3 separate regions of the Homo sapiens genome follow, and all the other regions are linked to region 3. The links are chromatin loops, found by intact Hi-C in ENCODE. Cell type or tissue: dorsolateral prefrontal cortex. All regions are shown on one strand.

What was found. Peaks named below come from ENCODE experiments on the same cell type or tissue, not always from the same donor. Only the 100,000 strongest peaks of a DNase experiment are listed, where the experiment ranks them.
Region 1: it touches region 3 in a loop (3-fold over the local background); 16 of 110 quality-filtered maps call a loop at or near these places.
Region 2: a loop joins it to region 3, with 2.2 times the contacts of the local background. A loop is called at or near these places in 6 of 110 quality-filtered maps.

The regions. Positions count from the first base shown.
Region 1 is chr4:113,103,349-113,108,348 of GRCh38, forward strand. The region is part of intron 1 of ANK2 (ankyrin 2); the gene reads left to right. MIR1243 (microRNA 1243) reads left to right here and starts at 3,515; the gene lies at 3,515-3,607. In dorsolateral prefrontal cortex, a CTCF peak has its summit at 2,920 (motif pointing right); no DNase peak of the experiment used is centred here; H3K27ac peaks cover 1,096 bases.
Region 2 is chr4:112,816,356-112,821,355 of GRCh38, forward strand. It overlaps a transcript of ANK2 not described here. Among named protein-coding and RNA genes, the nearest start is that of MIR302CHG, 170 kb to the left of the region's middle. RefSeq lists enhancers at 1,446-1,971, 1,592-1,641, 1,772-1,821, 1,972-2,495. In dorsolateral prefrontal cortex, a CTCF peak has its summit at 1,948; DNase peaks (open chromatin) are centred at 1,736 and 2,306; H3K4me3 peaks cover 3,606 bases; H3K27ac peaks cover 3,475 bases.
Region 3 is chr4:112,759,931-112,764,930 of GRCh38, forward strand. It overlaps a transcript of ANK2 not described here. Among named protein-coding and RNA genes, the nearest start is that of MIR302CHG, 110 kb to the left of the region's middle. RefSeq lists enhancers at 1-484, 223-517. In dorsolateral prefrontal cortex, a CTCF peak has its summit at 2,988 (motif pointing left); no DNase peak of the experiment used is centred here; H3K4me3 peaks cover 716 bases.

The sequences.
Region 1 (5,000 bases), 340 kb after region 3:
ATAGGTGCTTAGATGGCCAGAAATTGACTGGGTTTGATGGCCTTCATGATACAAAAACATCAACTGTTTTAAAAATAGTATTATCTAAGACTGAAGATTTCTTTTAAGTGAGAAATGTATTTTGAAATTAAGGAAAAGAATGTCAGTGATGTTTTAATGGCAATTTTTGAAAGTAGTCAAAAGACACTCCAGTATATATCGTCATGAATTTATGACTAATGACTAAAATAATTTAGAATTCTGCTTAGCACTAATCAAAATCCAGTTAAAAGACTGCTTTTGTACTTTTGAAGCACGTAAGATCTTTGGAAATGCATTACTGAATATTATTTGTGCTTTTAATGCTTCATCAACATTTAGGAGTACAAGCTTCCATTGTCAGTGTTTTAAAAGTCAGCTATGTAAAGCTGATAGAGTATACATATTAAATATATCCATTAGTCATTCTCAGGAAGTGGAATATGTACACACATCTGAATATTTGCTTAAATATAAAACAAGAGTAAGATGTTTAAGCTTCAATGTAGAATAAAATACTGATATTTGGGTTTTAGGTTAAAAAATATTAGTTGTGATTTTTGTCCCCCTTTTCCTCCATGCCTTTGATTCCTTCCCTCTGAAGACAGACAAAATCCTGACTTAGGCAGTATTTTTTAAAATACCAAGGGTCTCGGAAACCTAGGGTTTGATAAGTAAGAGGAACAGATCAAATTCTAAATCTCCTTTGTCCACATTGTCATTCTCCAGCTTGTTGTTCTTTTCAGTGGTGAGGTAAGAATATAACTCCTACTTAATGTTCCTGTTCCTTAGGTGAAACACTACCACCTTTTGTTCAAAAGTTAGATGCTGGGGTTGTTGCTGTTGTTGTTTTCTTCTTTTCTTCCTTTACTTTTTAGATTTTGATGGAGACGTGGTAGGAAGTCTGGGCTGGGAAATGAGGTGAAAAAGAAAAGCAATTAGTTTGTCTTTATACAAAATAAAACCTTCTAAAAAACCTTATTATCACAAAAAAGAGCTCTACAAATCTAGATAGTTGTTTTGAAGAAGAGAAGAGAATTGTGAAAAACATGTATAATTTGGGAGGGCTGGGCACAGTGGCTTATGCCTGTAATCCCAGCACTTTGGGATGCTGAGGCAGGCAGATCACCTGAGATCAGGAGTTTGAGACCAGCCTGGCCAACATAATGAAACCCTGTCTCTACTAAAAATACAAAACATTAGCTGGGTGTGGTAACACACGTCTGTGGTCTCAGCTACTTTGGAGGCTGAGGCACGAGAATCGCTTGAACCCAGGAGGCAGAGGTTGCAGTTAGCTGAGATTGTGCCACTGCACTCCAGCTTTGGTGATAGAACGAGATTCCATCTCAAAGCTAAACAACAACAACAACAACAATAACAACAACAAAAACATGTATAACTGGGAAAAAACTGAAAGAGAATGCAGGATCATAAAAATATAGCAAACAAAGTGAGTGGGATTTAAAATTAGTGGAATAAGAAATAATGGGTAACAATGAAGAACATAATTTAGGTAATAGTATAGTATCTTGGGAGCCCTCCTGGAAGTATCTAGTTATGGACAGTGAGCAGCAGAAACAGGATGTAACTCAATTCAGCATACTTGATGGTTGTGGTAACCCTAGAAAATGACTCCAGGAAATAGGTGAGAATCCAATCAGATTGAGAGGCTAATGTTCATGACAGGGGTGCCCTAGCAGACAGGCAAAGCTGAATAGAAATTCAGGAGGAGAGGAATTTTGGCTATTTAGTAAAATTATGAGCAGTTGGTCATAGGCAAATTTTATGAGTAGGTAGCCCTTCTGAAGTCTTAGGCATATAATTAACCTAGGTTGGAATTATAATTAGACATCAAAGTTTAAACTTTTTTATCTGAACCGAGATGCAAAAGTAAATTGGTTCTGTGTTCTGGAGAATTGTAAAAGAATTCCTTAATTCCTTAGCAAAATTTGGAAGTCAGTATCAAGTGGTGAGGATAGGAAAGTTGAAGAGACTGTGGACCAGGCAAGACCTTATCAGTTGATTTAGGAAGCAGCAGTGACAGAGGCCAGACAGGTAACAAGAGAAAAGAGAAGGTGGAAAGTAAGAGACAGTTTTAATTGCTACGATAGAAAGATGGGATTTTGAAAAGATTAGCTATATGGAATAAAATTAACCAAAAATTGATCCAAGATTATAAGAAACTATTTCAAGACTCATTAATTTTACTATTGCTGTCAAACACACATTAAATCATTTTCCACTTGGGTCAGCTATAGGCATGAAGGTTCATTTGTGAAACAATTTCTGTAGAGTATTATTCCATGATCTGACATGCTTCACAAACTGTGTTTGTACATCCAACTTAAAAGCTGAATAGTCTATGGTAATTCTGCCATCATGTTTGAAATTTTCTTACCTTAAACAAAAAACCTGATCATATTGTATTACTCAAATGTGTGTAAGACTAGATTTAACTTAATGTGTACTAGTGTACAGTGTGAGACTGCATAAACAAACTTTAAAGAAATTCGTTATACATATTTTGATTTAACCTACAATGAAGTTAAGAGAAATCCTTAACCCCATTAGAGATTTGGGAGAGGGATGTGGCAACTGCTAACTTATAAATATTTTGCTAATGCTTAAATTTTACTAGCTTTCTGTCAATTCCTATTTTTACTCAAAAAATTATATAGTATTTAAATTTATAATTTGTATTCAGTTATTCTAGCTTACTATTATATGGTATGGCTTGACGGAAAGGACATTGTCTTCTTCTCTTCTGCAAAGCAGAAAAATATCCACTAAACACAAAAATATACACAGCAAATGTTAAAGTAGCCCTCTAAACCTTATGAAGACTTTTAAATCCTCAAATAGTACTTCAGAGCAACTGGATTTAATATCTTTCATCCAGCAGAGGGCTACCAAACTCCATTAGTTTCTGTGAACACACATGACAAAAAAATTCAGATGGGTTATTTCAGTGGTTTTCAGATTGTTTTAAGCAGCAGATCCTTTTCTTAAGATAGAGTTTTACAGTGTGGAAGTGAGATACACTCTCTGCTTTAATTGGAGAAGGGCCTCCAAGCTGCCTCTCCAGAAGGCCCAGAGAGGTGTGGAGGATAATTGAAACCCTCCACTCTGATTTATCCAAAAATACACTCCCACATTTAAAGTCAGCTCTTTTTGGGATCAGTCGTAATCCTTAATGCTGACACCGCATGGAAAATATATAAGCAGAATGATGCCCAAGTTATAGAAGTTCCTCTTCCTGGATTTTGTCTTCAATTGTAACTGTAGTTCCTACCGTGTGGTTGTATGTGTTGTTAGTTTGTTTTTGTTTTGTTTTGTTTGGGAAAGGTGACATTTCATCTCCAATCTAATGAGTGAGAAAGATGCTTATTCTGACAAATTTTCTTCACAATATTTCATAGGTGTGCCAAGCTGACAGATTGGTTGACTCTGTACTCTTTTATTTTATTCCTGTAACTGGGCCAGTTTCTGCCCTTAACTAAAACTGGATCAATTATAGGAGTGAAATAAAGGTCCATCTCCTGCCTATTTATTACTTTGCTTTGGTAATAAATCTATTTTTAAAAGAACCTATTACAGAGACTTCCATTTGGAATTATGCATACTTGGTGTCAAATGGTGATTGTTCTTTGTTGTGTTTTTCCATTCGAAACAAAGCTTTTGTGAGGCGTCCCTTTATTCTGATTAAGGCCTGGTGTAAATCTTTGATAATGAAGCCCATTAACAAAAATGACTATAAATAGCTCTACTTCTATCAGGGATATTAAATACTTTCTCAAGCACACATGCTCACTGATTTTAAGACTCATTCCACAGTGTTCCAAGTTGCGTGTTAGATTTTTTTTTTCTTGAGACGAAGTTTTGCTCTGTTGCCCAGGTTGGAGTGCAGTAGCGTGATAACGGCTCACTGCAACCTCAGTCTCCCAGGTTTAAACGATTCTCCTGCCTCAGCCTCCCAAATAGCTGGGATTACAGGCACATGCCACCATGCCTGGCTAATTTTTGTATTTTTAGTAGAGATGGGGTTTTGCCATGTTGGCCATGCAGGTCTTGAACTCCTGACCTCAGGTGATCTACCCACTTTGGCCTCCCAAAGTGCTGGGATTATAGGCATGAGCCACCGCGCCCAGCCAGTGTTGGATTTTATCATTACCAAATAGTCATAAAGAGTGTGAGCTTATTAATGATGCTGACCATTCAAAGTGATCAGCAATCTCTTTGCACACACACTATCTCTGGGGATGAGTCTATCTATTTCCAGTCCATCCATCTTGTTTTGGTCTTGTAAATCTACTTTATTATCTTATGCTTTTATATTCATGTTTTGTTTCAGAACAATAATCATAGTAGTATCATTTATTGATCTGTTACCAGTGTTTTACATGTGCTATTTCACTTGGTTCTGTTAGGTAGATATTGTCTTCATTCATGTGAAATGAGATTGAAGCCCATAAAGGTGAAGTAATGCACCCAACATAGAACCCAAATTAGGATTCAAAAACCCAAATTTGATGCCCTCTACCACATAAAGAAGCTTTATTTCATAGCAGTAGCAAAACCATTATTTGATCAGTTAATAAAAAAGATGGTTAAAGTGGAGAAAAAACTGATATATGCGTAGTTTAAACATTTTATTTCAACTTGAAACACGTAAGTTGGACATTCGTTTACCAATGATCTGATGTCCAGTCAAGACCTTTTATTTAAGTATATTTTATTTAAGAAGTTTCCAGAATTTGGGGTTTAGCTTTGTGTTTTTAAAAATAAACAATACCTATTTGTAGGCATTGTCTCACTGGTTTGTTATCTGTTAAAGGCAGTCAGTAATTAAAGACACTTGCAAAACAATCTGATTGTAGAACTTCTAAATATTTTCGAAGCTTCCTCCCCAATCTTTTTGATTTGTTTCAGACATACCCATAATTCAATAGCAATATTGTAGAAATTCCTTTTTATTAAGTTCT
Region 2 (5,000 bases), 56 kb after region 3:
TCCACAGTCACAAGCATCCTGGTCAACTCAGGGGAAAATATCACACACTTGGTACAAAGCAAATAGATGAGTTAAATATTATATATTAAATGACAAATTTATTATGATATTAGTAATTTATAATTATTAGATTGAATTATTTCCATAAAAATATGCAAATACTATTATATTGATTACAATATCAAATAATGATATTATAGCCTTAATTAACATATAAGAAAATGGCACAATTCACTTTAAATATAAGGGACAAAGACAAAATAATGAAAACCAAGGGTTTGCATATTTTGTGATTATTTTATAGGAAACAGCTAATTATTAAACTAAGGAAAACTAAAATTAAATATTTATTTTTCTACTTAAGAAGTGTCTTGGCCGGGCACAGTGGCTCACGCCTGTAATCCCAGCACTTTGGGAAGCCGAGGCAGGTGGATCACCTGAAGTCAGCAGTTCGAGACCAGCCTGGACAACATGGTGAAACCCTATCTGTACTAAAAATACAAAAATTGGCCAGGTGTGGTGGCACATGCCTGTAATCCCAGCTACTTGGGAGGCTGAGGCAGGAGAATCACTTGAACCCGGGAGGGGGAAGTTGCAGTGAGCCAAGATTGTGCCACTGCACTTCAGCCTGGGGGACAGAGCAAGACGGTGTCCAAAAAAAACAGTGAATTCTCCTCTCTGCTAGGGGAGCATTATATTTTTTGTAATTTTAGAATTACATCATTTCTGGTCACAGCTGTCTAAGCGGGCTATGATTTTGCTTCATAAAGTCTTATTGATTTTGATTATTCTTACCTTAAAGATTACATGTGTTACCATTTATCCTAATGAAATTAAGATAAAACCTGATTTTTTTTACCAGCCTTTAGATTCAGTATTAGACACAGAACATTTTATAAGGATCCTTGATAAGGCTCTTACTTCCTTGTCTTATCACAGAAGTAGAATTAGAAGCTCTGTAACAAATATCCAACCCCTCCACCATTTTGATAATCTGTTTTTGGACTGGGTATATAGTAGGTGATCAATAAATGATTATTGAATGAATGAATGTAAGCCTGAATGGATGGTTCTGACTTCCTGTCTGCTTATCTGCCTATCCGTCCAGGTCTGTACATCTATTTCTGTTGGACTATATGTGAATCCTCTCAAAATAGAATTATTGTGTATTGCACTGAGTCTCATGGTTACCTCACTGAGATTGCCCATGAACTAAACTCAGTGGTGACTAGCTTAAAACACACACACACACCACCTACCAATATTTTATGACTTAAACATATATATATGTATATATGTATATATAGATATATATAAACTCTTATATAAAAGATGATCTACTGAAAGGCGGTGGGGTATGGTGGTGGTAGTGATTTATAGATGAAATCACTCCCACGGCATTGGCATCTTGGCAGTAGCTTATTCCTCAGCTTCTCTGAACTAGGCGTGGAACTCCAGTTACTTCCCATATATCTGATACATTTAGGCTGCAACAAATTCAAGTGCTTTTCTTGCTTATTTTTCCCTTCTTTTAGAACAGAAGAAACCAGAAAAAAAATATTTTGTGAGAAAACAACAGTTCCTTACTCTGTACCACCTGCTTAAATGCAAACCAAAGGCACTCAAATGATGCAACCCAAGAGTGTGGAAGAGGCTGGCGGATGGGCTGTCACGTCTGGCTGATCTGATGTCAGAGCAGATCATGTGGTGCTCTGTGGGCAGCTGGGACTGGCCCGCCGAAAGCACATGGATTACAGTCTGAGGCTGTAATGGGAAAGTCGGTTCCTGGGCTGCTGTCTCATAGACATCAGCTTGCAGGGAAGCTGGGGGCTCTCCGAATTGCCCTGCTCCGGGGCCCCTCCTGCTGCGTGACTCACAGGCACATTGCAGAGAGAAGCTGCCGCTCCCAGTAAGTGCTTAAAGAAGGTCTTTATTCAGAGCATTTTGGAAGCGGGGAGGAAGTGTTTGTGTTGATAGGGGGTGCTGGAAGCCTTTGTAAAACCCCCTCCTTGGGTCTGGGCTGGGCAGCGGCGCTTTCCATGCCATTCTGGAGTTCAAAGGCAGCGCTGATGTGCAAATGTTCCCCAGCCCTGGTTTTGGTTTGTTCTCCATGTGATGTGTTTTTCTGATTTGCATTTTCTCTTTCTGTAATCGTAGGGCAGATTTTTAAGATCTGGTTAAAGTGAATTGATTTATTTGAGATTCCCAGCCCCAGAGTGGACTTGGTGTTCCCTGTATGATAAGCAGGGAGAGGGGCAAGAGGGTGGTGGCTCTTTTGGTCAGAATACTGCTTGTGTTAAGACACTGGCTGTGTCTGTGCCGGAGAAAGTGGTTGCCACCCCTTCTCTGCATTGGGTGAGTAGGTGGTGTGAGAGAAAGCGGGGGTGAACCAGCAGTAAAGAGATTTAATTAGTTTTTGGTAAACAGCAGTGCTATTAGTATGTTGCCTTTTTTTATGGTCAAAATTTATATTAAATAGTGTCAGCTGGCAGAACAGGTGCTGGCAGTAGAAGAATGATGGAGTTCTTTCTCCCTTTCCCAGCTAGTGAATTGTCTTTCCTGCATCGAAAGCCCAATTAAGGAGTAGAGAGAAATGTAACAGATACAGATTTCTGAGCAGTGTTTTTTTGTTTGTTTGTTTGTTCTTTGGCTTGGTTTTTATTTTTTATTCCTAAAAAGCACCACATTCCCACACTCATGCATCAGGAATGATTCTCACCTCGACGATGTCTTAGGTGTGGCCTTTTTGGAGAGCAAAGGAATAAATTCAATAACATCTTTCTCTTCCTCCTGAGCATATAACATTAAGTTTGCTTTAGAGACTGAAAATAAATGTGTGTGGTTGGAAGGAGATATAAAGGGGAATTTAGAAGAACAGATTGTTTATTTGCCCTGGCACTTTTCTGTGAACACTTGATAGAGTTCTAGGTCAAGGTGTATGGTGTCCCCTTGAGGGATAATAGGCAAATAATTAGGCTATGTCTTTAAGCATTGGAAAATCTTTATTTTTTAAAGGAAGAGAACCTAGTCTTTTCTATGAATCTCTGCACAAACCAGAGACTTTGGGGCCAAACACTGATTCCAGAAACACTTAGGCATTGAAGAAACTTTTGGGTGAGAAAGATGATGGTATGAATGCAAAGAAAATATGCTTAGATGAGTTTTGTCCTTTTTTTTTAGCCTTTTGCAGTATATGGTTTAAGTCACAGAACAACAAACAACAGAAGAGAGCATGCCCCACCCAGTGTTGTGAACATGGATGATTCCCCTCCCATTCTATTCCACTGAACTGCATAAACACTAGCACAGAGACAGTTCTAATTCATCTTTTGAACCCTGTATGTTACAGGTACAAGCCATATAAAATGAAGACATAGAGAAATGGAAGATCCTCCCACCCCACCCTACTTTCTCCTCCTTCCATATTGTTGAGTGAAGCTATATTCATCTTGGAAAGGGTCTGCATCACTGCTTGTAATTTTGTTAGCCATTTCTTGTAGACGAGCACGGTGTGAGGAATTCAGAGGTAGTCTTCCTGATCTGGCCCTCCGTCTCTGCCTAGACCACACCCCCTTTTTTGGCCACATGCCTAAAACTCTCTGAAGGGGAGTGTGATAAAACGATGCTCATCCTTGGGCACATGGATTCCTCGGTCACAAAACTGAAGAGGCCTGATTTCTCTGCAGACACACATTTCCTGCTTCTCAGGGTGAAGATACCCATTTATGGGGGTTTTAGAATTCCTTTTCTTTAACACAGTAATGTGAAAAGAAATGGAAGAAAATTATCCATTTTTCCATCTCACTCACACAACTATGTTTAATGTCCTGTATCCTCTTCCTGTCTTTATCATCACATTAGGCTAGCTATGTTTAATGCAGAAGGGCTATCCACACTCCTTCAGATTTCTGCTTTTCAGGGAAGGCACCTGTAGTTACAGTCTTAGAACTGGACCAGACCCTATTAGGACTGATAGTTCAGCCATATTTCACAGAGGGTAAAGCTGGTCAGAGTTACACATCTGATGAGTGACAGAGTTGGGACTAGAACTCAGATTGCCTGACTGCCCAGTGCTCCTTCTGCAATCATGCAACCTAAGGAGAGAACATTTTCTTTAAAAATTAGGTGTTTTTTTCAATTTCTGGTTCTTTTTTATTTAAAATGCTGTGTAATTATTAGCATAGTAAAATGACTGTAATTTCACCGTCTTTCCCGAAGAATGTCTTGCAATAGATTGGAAAGTCAATTTTGTGTTTTTAAATTAGAGACAGGTTCTTGCTATGTTGTCCAAGCTGGACTCAATTCCTGGGCTCAAGTAATCCTCCTACCTTAGCCTCCCAAGTAGCTGGGATTACAGGCATGAGCCACTGTGCCTAGCTTTGCCTTTGTTTTTCTGTTTTTCGAGATAGGGTCTCTCTCTGTTGCCCAGGCTGGAGTGCAGGGGCATGATCATAGCTCATGTAACCTTAAACTCGGGTTCAAACAATCCTTCAGCCTTAGACTCCTGAGTGACTGGGACTACAGGTGCATGCTGCTATACCGGGATAATTTTTATTTATTTATTTATTTTTTTGAGACCGAGTTTCACTCTTGTTGCCCAGGCTGGAGTGCAATGGCGCGATCTTGGCTCACCGCAACCTCCGCTTCCCGGGTTCAAGCGATTCTCCTGCCTCAGCCTCCCGAGTAGCTGAGATTACAGGCATGCGCTACCATGCCTGGCTAATTTTTTTTGTATTTTTAGTAGAGACGGGGTTTCTCCATGTTGGTCAGGCTGGTCTTGAACTCCTGACCTCAGGTGATCCGCCCGCCTCGGTCTCCCAAAGTGCTGGGATTACAGGCATGAGCCACCCCGCCCGGCCCCTTAAATGTTTTTTGTAGAGATGGAGTCTTGCTGTGTTGTCAGGGCTGGTCTGGAACTCCTGGGCTCAAATGATCCTACTGTGTTAGCTTCCCTAGTAGCTGGGATTACAGGCATGCACCATCACACCTAGTTCAGATTG
Region 3 (5,000 bases):
CATAGTAGGGCTGGAAGGATCCTTAGAAACCACTTAATATGAGCTTCTCATTTTATAGATGTAGAAACTGAGATCTAATGTGGTTGAGTAACTTTGGCAAGATTATAGTTACCCCCTACCCCAGGCTCCTTGACTACTACTTTCAAGGCCATAAATCAATGGTTGACTGTTTGGTTTCACCCCCACCCACCTGCCCACCCCAGTTACGTTCCATTCTGTATAGAGTTGGGAGAAAAATATTTTTCAAATTCCATATTCTTTTTTTTTTTTTTTTGAGACGGAGTCTCGCTCTGTTGTCCGGGCTGGAGTTCAGTGGCGCGATATCGGCTCACTGCAAGCTCCGCCTCTCGGGTTCCCGCCATTTTCCTGCCTCAGCCTCCAGAGTAGCTGGGACTACAGGCGCCTGCTACCACGCCCGGCTAATTTTTTTGTATTTTTAGTAAAGACAGGGTTTCACCGTGTTAGCGAGGATGGTCTCGATCTCCTGACCTTGTGATCCGCCCGCCTTGGCCTCCCAAAGTGTTGGAATTACAGGCGTGAGCCCCCGTGCCCAGCCTCAAATTCCATATTCTTTTTTTTTTCTTCATTGTATTCTTTTTTTTTCTATTTTTTAATTTTATTATTATTATACTTTAAGTTTTAGGGTACATGTGCACAACGTGCAGGTTTGTTACATATGTATACATGTGCCATGTTGGTGTGCTGCACCCATTAACTCGTCATTTAGCATTAGGTATATCTCCTAATGCTATCCCTCGCCCCAAATTCCATATTCTTAAAGGTGGGCTCTTTCCTGGAGACTTAATGGGATTTCTTATTTTTCGATATATTAAATCAAAAGTCCGTTAAGTGGTTTTATTATGTATTTCTTCTTCTTCTTTTTTTTTTTTTTTTGAGATGGAGTCTTGCTCTGTCACCCAGGCTGGAGTCCAGTGGTGCGATCTCGGCTCACTGCAACCTCCACCTCCCAGGTTCAAGCAATTCTCCTGCTTCAGCCTCCCGAGTAGCTGGAATTACAGGTGTACGCCACCATGCCCAGCTAATTTTTGTATTTTATTAGTAGAGACAGGGTTTCACCATGTTGACCAGGCTGGTCTTGAACTCCTGCCCACATGATCCGCCCGCCTCGGCCTCCCAAAGTGCTGAGATTACAGGCATGAACCACCGCACCCGGCCATGCGTTCCTTCTTTATAAAGTAAACACGTGCATTTTTATAGTAAATGAATTACATTTGAATGTATGTTGTTTTTATAATGTCCTGAAATTTTGGGCATACATATTTTACTTACCCAGTATGCTTGAAATATCTTGAATTAGAAACTGTGCCATTTATTTCTTTTGTAAGCCTTTCTATGGTGTCTTAAACAGTGTTCTGAGTTGGTGCTCAATAAATAAAAATAAAGTTCTCGCCTGGCACCGTGGCTCATGCCTGTAATCCCAGCACTTTGGGAGGCCGAGGCGGGTGGATCACGAGGTTAGGAGATCGAGACCATCCTGGCTAACACGGTGAAACCCCGTCTCTACTAAAAATACAAAAAATTAGCTTGATGTGGTGGCACGCGCCTGCAGTCCCAGCTGTTCAGGAAGCTGAGGCAGGAGAGTCGCTTGAACCAGGGAGGCGGAGGTTGCAGTGAGCCCAGATCACGCCACTGCACTCCAGCCTGGGCAACACAGTGAGACTCCGTCTCAAAAATAAATAAATAAATAAAAATAAAATAAAAATAAAGTTCTCTTCGAAGTTAAGTGCAAAGACAGTGCTTGGAAATATTTCTTTCAATAATAAATGCCTACAAAATGCTTGTCATCTTCCTCTACTATACTTCTTCACTTACCATACTCATACTGTTGCATGAAAAATACCATATTTTTTCATGCAATTGCCTTTTTTCCTCATGTCACTCTATTCTCCTATAAACTCCTTGAAAGAAGGAACTGAGCCTCCGGTAGGTTCTGAATAACATAGTACGTTCTTAAGAAATATTGATTTCATCTAACTGCATTGGCTACACCAAGTGTTGTAGGAATACAGAGAAGCACAGAGGAAGGAATAATTAACTTTTCTGCAGGTGATGTCGTGCTAGAGAAAGCCATACCAACATCTGAGTTGAGTCTTGAATTTGCTGGGCATGGGGAACAGACATTTCAGGTAAATTACCAAGGTGCAGAGAGTTCCAACATTTTAGATGTGACTTTGTCTAAGATGCCCCAGTCAATCGGTGGTTTGCCATATTGAAAGCTCAGAACTCAAAGGGCTATTTATTTGAATTTCAATTGATTACTCAAGTTAAAACAAATGTTTTCTTAATATTGGATTAAATAAATCATTGGAACATAAATAAATTCAAGGAAACATGTTAGATAAAGGAAAAATTAGTAAGTTCAAATGTCTACTCTTAATAAAGCAAGGTAATTTGGTGAATCAGTAACCTCTATTTTAAAATTGCAACAAAGCTTTATAATATGATCCTATTGATTTTTTTACTTTTTCAAGAGTTTGAAACATTTAGTGACAATGTTTAAAAATCAGTTTAAAATATTAATCAAAAAAAGTAAAGGCATGTGAATGCTTTTCTAATTTTGTTGTTGTTGTTGTTATTTTAGACAGAGTCTCACTGTCACGTAGGCTGGAGTGCAGTGGTGCGATTTCGGCTCACTGCAACCTCTGCCTCCCGGGTTCAAGCGATTCTCGTGCTTCAGCTTCCAGAATAGCTGGGACTACAGGCCTGCGCCACCATGCCCGGCTAATTTTTGTATTTTTGGTAGAGAGTGGGTTTCACCACGTTGGCCAGGCTGGTCTGGAACTCCTGACCTCAGGTGATCCACCCGCCTTGGCCTCCCAAAGTGCTGGGATTATGGGCGTGAGCCACTGCGCCCGGCTTCGAAATATTTTTGACACTATAACTTGCACTGTATTTTGTTTTTAATACTTAAATGTGGTTCGTGAAAACTATTTTTATGTTTATGCTTCTGAGCTTCTGGTGCCCTCTAGTGGCAATAATTTACTGTTAAAACCTTACGTTTTGAAAATGATATAGTTTAATTCTAAATTCAACGTTTCACTGGGAGAAAATTAAATTGTAAATGATGGGAAGAAAGTGCTAATTTGGATCAGTGTAAAGTAATAACTCCTAGAAGCATTGTTGGAACATGTGATGAATAATCATTTAAGAAATAAGAGTGGGGGCTGGGCGCGGTGGGCTCACCACAGCCTTGACGCCCCCAGGCTCAGGTGATTCACTCACCCCAGCCTCCTGAGTAGCTGGGACTACAGGCATTAGCCACCACACCTGGCTAATTTTTTTTTTTTTTTGTATTTGAGACGGAGTCTCGCTCTGTCGCCCAGGCTGGAGTGCAGTGGGCGATCTCCGCTCACTGCAAGCTCCGTCTCCCGGGTTTACGCCATTCTCCTGCCTCAGCCTCCAGAGTAGCTGGGACTACAGGTGCCCGCCACCACGGCCGGATAATTTTTTTGTATTTCTTTTAGTAGATACGGGGTTTCACCGTGTTAGCCAGGATGGTCTCGATCTCCTGACCTCGTGATCTGCCTGCCTCGGCCTCCCAAAGTGCTGGGATTATAAGCGTGAGCCACAGCGCCTGGCCTTTTTTTTTTCTTTTCCCCTAGTCGGAGTCTCGCTCTGTTGCCCAGGCTGGAGTGCAGTGGGGCGATCTCGGCTCACTGCAAGCTCCACCTCCCGGGTTCAGCCATTCTCCTGCCTCAACCTCTGTAGTAGCTGGGACTACAGGCGCCCGCCACGGGGCCCGACTAATTTTTTTGTATTTTTAGTAGAGACGGGGTTTCACTGTGGTCTTGATCTCCTGACCTCGTGATCCGCCCGCCTCGGCCTCCCAAAGTGCTGGGATTACAGGCGTGAGCTACCGTGCCCGACCATATGTAGCATTTTCATTGGCTTATTTGGGGAATGGTACCTCCTGGTTGTCCTATATCTCTCCTTGGATCTCTCACTCACATCTCTCTCACACTTAAAGTTTAACATAATTCCCACATATGTTCTTTCTGGCTTTTTGTTTTGAGAGGGAGTCTGGCTCTGTCGTCCAGGCTGGAGTGCAGTGGTGCCATCTTGGCTCACTGCAACCTCCGCCTCCCTGGTTCAAGCAATTCTCTGCCTCAGCCTCCTTAGTAGCTGGGATTGCAGGGGCCCGCCACCATGCCAGGCTAATTTTTTTGTATTTTTAGTAGAGACGGGGTTTCACCATCTTGGCCAGGCTGGTCTTGAACTCCTGACCTTGTGATCCGCCTGCATCGGCCTCCTAAAGTGTTGAGATTATAGGCATGAGCCACTGCGCCCGGCCCCCTCTGGCTTTCATGATTATTTTTCCTTCCACCATTTTTTCGTCCCATTGATCTCTTTTCTATTCGCTAATCTATCTTTCTGTTCTGATGCTCTCTGTATTTTTTTTTTGAGAAGAAGTTTCGTTCTTGTTGTCCAGGCTGGAACGCAATGGCCCGATCTCGGCTCATTGCAACCTCTGCCTCCTGGGTTCAAATGATTCTCCTGCCTCAGCCTCCCAAGTAGCTGGGATTATAGGTGCCCGCCACCAAGCCTGGCTAATTTTTGTATATTTAGTAGAGATGGGGTTTCACCATGTTGACCAGGCTGGTCTTGAACTTCTGACCTCAGGTGATCTACCCACCTCGGCCTCGGCCTCCCAAAGTGCTGGGATTACAGGTGTGAGCCACCGTACCTGGTCCAATTTCTTTGTATTATTTATTGCCTTTCCTTTGTATTTTGTAACTGGTCTCCTTGAAAAGTTATCTTTTTTTTTTTTTTTTTGAGACGGAGTTTCATTCTTTTTGCCCAGGCTGGAGTGCAATGGTACGATCTCAGCTCACCACAACCTCCACCTCCGGGGTTCAAGCGATTCTCCTGCCTCAGCCTCCCGAGTAGCTGGGATTACAGGCATGTGCCACCACCCTGGCTAATTTTGTATTTTTAGTAGAGACGGAGTTTCTCCATGTTGGTCAGGCTGGTCTTGAACT